Regions from separate parts of the Homo sapiens genome. Here region 2 is linked to region 1. A link is a loop called in an ENCODE intact Hi-C map of the cell type or tissue named here. Cell type or tissue: endothelial cell of umbilical vein. All regions are shown on one strand. Links, peaks and the distances in the headings refer to the core of each region. The heading gives the core; the rest is flanking DNA. Region 1 overlaps RAD51B (RAD51 paralog B). Region 2 overlaps LOC107984709 (a long non-coding RNA gene).

The links. A loop is a pair of places that touch in the nucleus more often than their neighbours do. Peaks named below come from ENCODE experiments on the same cell type or tissue, not always from the same donor. Only the 100,000 strongest peaks of a DNase experiment are listed, where the experiment ranks them.
Region 2: it touches region 1 in a loop (26-fold over the local background); 2 of 110 quality-filtered maps call a loop at or near these places.

What each region holds. Positions count from the first base shown.
Region 1 is chr14:68,198,354-68,201,158 of GRCh38, reverse strand. All of the region lies in intron 7 of RAD51B (RAD51 paralog B), which reads right to left. Among named protein-coding and RNA genes, the nearest start is that of RAD51B, 380 kb to the right of the region's middle. In endothelial cell of umbilical vein, for the core only: a CTCF peak has its summit at 1,301; a DNase peak (open chromatin) is centred at 1,238; H3K27ac peaks cover 1,030 bases.
Region 2 is chr14:68,770,558-68,773,362 of GRCh38, reverse strand. LOC107984709 (a long non-coding RNA gene) reads left to right here. Exons shown (of 2, transcript XR_001750793.2): 2 at 1-47. Among named protein-coding and RNA genes, the nearest start is that of ZFP36L1, 21 kb to the left of the region's middle. In endothelial cell of umbilical vein, for the core only: no CTCF peak of the experiment used is centred there; a DNase peak (open chromatin) is centred at 1,472; H3K27ac peaks cover 1,189 bases.

The DNA of each region.
Region 1 (2,805 bases), core at 220-2,719:
TTCTCTTAAATAATTTCAATATGAAACTCCGAATATGATTTGTATTTTTTAAAAAATTCATGAGGAATTAAAATAGTAATGAAACTCTACTACTTAAGCAAAGCAATCAGGACTACTTTCGACTTTGGGAGGGAAATCTTAGTATTACCAGTAGCTTCTGGGGATCCAGCTGCTGCCTTTGTACAATTATAGAAAAAACCATGTGGATGGGCATGGTAGCTTACACCTGTAATCCCACTTTGGGAGACCAAGGCGGGAGGATTGCTCGAGTCCAGGAGTTTGAGACCGGCCTGGGCAACATAGCGAGACCTCATCTCTACTAAAAATAAAAAAAAAAATTAGCTAGGCATAGTGGCACATGCCTGTGATCCCAGTTACTTGGGAGGCTGAGGTGGGAGGATCACTTGAACCTGCAAGGTTGAGGCTACAGTGAGCCGTGATCACACCACTGCACTCCAGCCTGGGTGACAGAGTGACACTCTGTCTCAAGAAGAAAAAAAAATTATTGATTTATTTTACCAACTTCCTTCAAGTAAAATTGTATGCGTAAATTTACTTAGTTTTGTGTAAGCCATCACTAAAGCTGTCTTTGAGGCTCATAAAAGGAAGGGTCTCTGAGGATATTAAGTTAGAAGAGAACACATTTGCAAAATTATATTCCTCAGCATTTTTTGCTCTGTTCAAGAATTTTCCATAGTAAAATGTTATGCACATTTTTCCCAATTTTAAAATGAAGTTTTAGTGGGTAATACTTTAAATAAAAGCAATAACATAGCACTGTTCACTGCCTTCTCCAAGAATGACAAGCTCCATCTTTTCAAAGAGAGGTAAGAAGGAAGTGGTTAATATTGCTGTAATAATCCCCAAATCAAAGCCACCATTTGCACTGCCTATGTTCTTGGGCTCCCCCATGCCAGACGCTGAGATTGCCTTCATGGACAAGGAAGGTGCCACAAAAGAAATGATTAAAAAAAACTAGAAGACGATTACTCCTTTGTGTCTTCTGCCTGAGAGCCTGAAATCTGAGCAGAATTCATCTCTGTTTCTCTAATGAATTCCTCTGCTGCTGTCATGCGGTTAATTCTCCGCATTTTCTACTACCCTGATTATTAAATGAAAAAAAGAAAAAGCAAAAAGGAAAAGGAGCCAGCCAATATAAACATCAAAGGGTACTCCCACTTCTGTGGCATTCAGATATTTTCCAGAGCTCGACTGTGGGGACAAAAGAGATTGGCGGGTTGCTGGGGAGTTGTTTTCTGTTTCCTCTGGGAGACAATGGGCCAAACCTGCCAGACAACGCTACAGTGCAAGTAGGTGGCGTATCACCATGCAGCAAAGGTTTTCTCAGTGAAGCTGGATGTTCCCTTGGCTTAGCCAAGACAGACCCAAGCTATTATTGAATGGCAGTGGGTGGAAGATGAGACCCAGGCCCTCCCTAGAGGGAGAGTGGCTGTAGACATCCTCTATTGGGTCTCGGACCAAAGAACTGAAGGGGGAGGACGGAATGAGATGAAGGAGGGAGGCAACTTCAGAAACTTAAAACCAGCACATTTTCATTTCCTGAACCTAAAGCAAATAACTGTTTGTGGTATTCACTGGAGTCTGAGTTTTTTCTTTTGTCAAGCCTATAGACTCCACAAAAGACTGACTAGAAGATTGGTCTGAAGTTCTGAGACTGAATGGGAATAAATGTAAACTCTATTACATGAACACAAGAAAGAAAACTATTACAGGCCTAAGTTCAGGATGAAAGAATGAGCAGTCTGAATAAGAGTTCATGTGAAAAAGATCTAGGGGTTTTAGCTGACAGTGAACATTACATGAGCCAACAGTGTGACTTGGCTGCTGAAAACCCTGATGATATTTAAGGCCAGATTAGCAGAAGTATAGTGTTCAGAGTAAGGAAAAAAAATAGTCTTTCTGTGCTCTGCACTGGTCTGGACACAGTTGGAGTGTTGCTTCTATTCTGGATGCCAAAAGTTAAAGAAAATACAGAAAACTGGAGCATGTCAAAAGAGTCAGAGAAAGAGAAAAGATACAAAAATCATGTCATGCGAGGAATAAGTAGAGAAACTAGAATTGTTTCAACAAGAAAAAAGAATTCATTGGGCAGATTAGCTATCTACGAATAGCTGGAGGGTACTCTGTAGGAGAGAGGGCAAACTCATCTCCATGACTCCAAAGGGCAGACAACAGGCAGAAAACTAGCTCAATATAAAAAGAACGTTTCCAACAATTCAAACTGTCCCCAAATGGAATAGGGTGTTTTGTGTAACAGTTATTTCTCCAGCATTGGAAGAGTTCAAAGTCTAATGAACATTTGCCAGGGATTTGTAATTGAGCATTCCAGCATTAAGTGGGAGACTGGTGTCAATGTCTTATTAAAGTCTTTCAAACTTCAAGGCTGAGAACTGCATAATAATATAGAAATAATAATAAAAATCAAAGGTATCTATTATTGACTTAATATATCAGCCAAAAATTTATTCATAGTCATTCAAAATACCATCACAATCCTCTGCACTGAGAACCATAAGATATTTCTGAGTGAAATTAAAGGAGACCTAATCAATTGGGAGAGAAAACATGATCATGGTCATGGAAAATTCCATATTATTAAAGATGTCAATTCACCCTGAGTTCAACACAGATTCATTACAATCCCAGTGAAAACTTAATAGTTTTTTCTCAAAATTTTCAGGCTGAATCTAAAATTTATATGAAGTGCAAAATATTTATACCAAAAAAATTGATTTTTTAAAAAACTCACAAAGTCAGAGAACTCGCACTACCTGATATTAAGAC
Region 2 (2,805 bases), core at 66-2,565, 570 kb before region 1:
TAATCTGCCCAAATATTGCATTAAAAGGAAATGATTTAGGGAAGAGATTTGAGGGTTGTCTCCTTTGAAAGTATACTTTTAGAATTTTCCAGCCATTCTATTCAAGGCATCAACCCCAATTCCCCTTCTGTACATCCTCAATGAGTGACAGCTTACCTCCTCCAGCCCATACAGCCCTCCCCTCCCCACATAGGGCCAGTGTCTTAGCATCTTCCTCCCCGCCAACCACCGACTCTGGGTGGTGGGTGCCCAGTGTTGAGTCAGGGAACTTGGGAAGCTGCAGGGTTAACAGGCCCATCATCCCCTGCTGTTAATTTCACTAGAAGCACTGTTAGGGGAGAGCAATCTTACGGTGCCTATCTACCTACTATGCAGCAGGAAGTACATTTTGAAGATTAGTATTTTTTATCTTTCAAAACAACGCAAAGAAATTTTTGCTTGTCGCAGGTGTTTTCAGAGACAGCCCTGAATCTTCTAGAGATGTCTCCTCAGCAGGCTGTGGGTTTCATTGCTGAAATACAACCCTCATTATCTGAAAAGCTCATTGGGTATCTACCATATGTCCCAGGACAATGTGCCACGCTGGTGTTTTTCTCATGTATTATTAGATAACTTTCCTCATCTTTACATTGCTGTTAGGTTACACCCTCCTTGAAGCTCTTGTAGTAAATAATAGCACGTACCTACTATGTGCCAAGAGTGGGGCTCAGACAAGTGTCAGGCAAGCGAGGGGCCTAGTGTACAAAATTTAAGGAGGCATTCAGCTGCTGACCCTGAGACTGAGTGCCTGGTCCTTTGTGAGTGCCGCTGTCACCCTGGTCCCACCCTGGCCAGGTTCTTTTTTATTATTTTATTTTATTATTTCTTTTTTAGAGACAGGGTATCCCTATGTTGCCAGGGCTGGTTTCAAACTCTGGGTTCAAGCGATCCACCCACCTTGGCCTCCCAAAGTGCTGGGATTACAGGTGTGAGCCACCTCACCCAGTCTACCCTGGCTAGGTTCTTTACATATATATATATATCCTATTATCTTCACAATGGTCTCATTTTACAGATGGGCAAGACCTGAAGCATATGCTGGTTAAGAAGCTTGCCCAAGGTCACACAGCTGGTTCCAGCAACCTGCTGGTGAACACTGACATTATGGTATTTGGATTTACAACAGCCCTGAGAAGTAATTGGTCCTATATAATATTGGTTCATGAGCACTGATTGCTCGATTTTCAGGCATTTTGGAAATCAGCGGTTAAACACAGCCATTATTAAAGATGAAATTATATAAGCTTAATCAATTGTATTAAAAACAAATGTAATAACTACCCCAAACTCATCATTTCCTAGTTCTCCTGTGTTCCCTGTCCAAGGGCAAGGCAGAGTGGCTGCTGCTTTGGAGCAAAAAAAAAATCCCTTCTCTGTAGGGCAGGCAGAGGCAGGCTCCTCCCTGCACCAGCCGGAAGCCACTTCTTCCTGTCATTCTCCAGTGCGGATACACTGTAGGAAATGGCCACCAAGGCCGCAAGCAAGAAAAACACCCGCTTCCCATGCTCCCAACATGGGCGGTAGAAAGCGGTAGAAAGCTCCAGGCTGCAGCTCCCCGAGACCTCTCCCTGGGTTCGAGGAGAAACAGACTTTCCACTGAAGTGACACGCTGTAACCCACAGTTTGAATGTTTGGATGGGAGGAGCTTTCACCCTGAGGCTGGAGAAGCAGCCGGTCTACAAGAGAGAACTAGGCTTTGGGTACCTGAGAGGCCTGGGTTTGAATCTTGCCTCTGCCTGGGTGGCCTCGGTCAAGGCATTGAACTTCTCCTTGCCACGCTGGGTGGCCTCGGTCAAGACATTTTGCCACACTGGTTGGCCTTGGTCAAGGCATTTAACTTCTGCTTGCCTTAGTTTTTCCAGCTGTAAAACGGGAGAATACCCACCTTATGGACTCTTATGGAGTTGTTGTTGAAAAATCAAAGACATTGTGTAGAAAGCATTCTAAGACATACATGATGGAAGGCGTGGAATAAATGTGAAATGAGTGAATACCAATAACAGTTATGTGCCAGCCACCATGCTAGGCAAGGAGGATTCCAATGTGAGTGGACAGGAGTGCTGACTCCAGGACTCTCAGTGCAGAGAGGCAGGGAAACAGAGAAGGTGATGGTGGGAGGGCTGGTGCTTTGGTAGCAGCGTGGGGAAAGAGCAGGGAGCACCGGGGTGGGTTCTAACTTACCCTGCCCAGCCACTCTCAGAACAAGCATTTCCTGAGATCTACTATGTGTCTGTGGATATTACCCGGGGTGCAGCTATGACTATGACACAGTCCCTTTTCTTTCAGAAACAGCACTAACAGGCATGAAAGGTGAAATGATTACACAGGCAAGAAAACGCTTAAAGATCAAGGTAGAAGAAATTATAGAGCGAGGAATGTAGTGCCGGACCACTGGAGAGGGCTAAGTAGACAGGGAGGGGCCTCCATTCAGACTTGCTAGAGAGGCTGGCAGGTGAGGGTCCTCTGGGAAGGCCTGCAGTTCTTCTCTGGCTTGTTTTAGCAAAGTGGAGGAGAGGGGAGCGGCAGGGCTGGAGTTTGCCTTCTGCTGTGGTGACGATGCTCTGAGTGTCCAGCTGCTCTTCCCATCCTTGCTGCCGCTGGACTGCCTCTCTCCCTGCCACAGCTTGAGCCCAGGGCTGAAGCACCGCTGGACCTGTCTCCACGGGACCCTGAGGCCAAGCCAGAACACTAACTTGCCACAGTGTCCCTAATCACACTGATTTGGTGTGCTGCAGACATGCAGAGAGAGGGAGTATAGATGCTCAA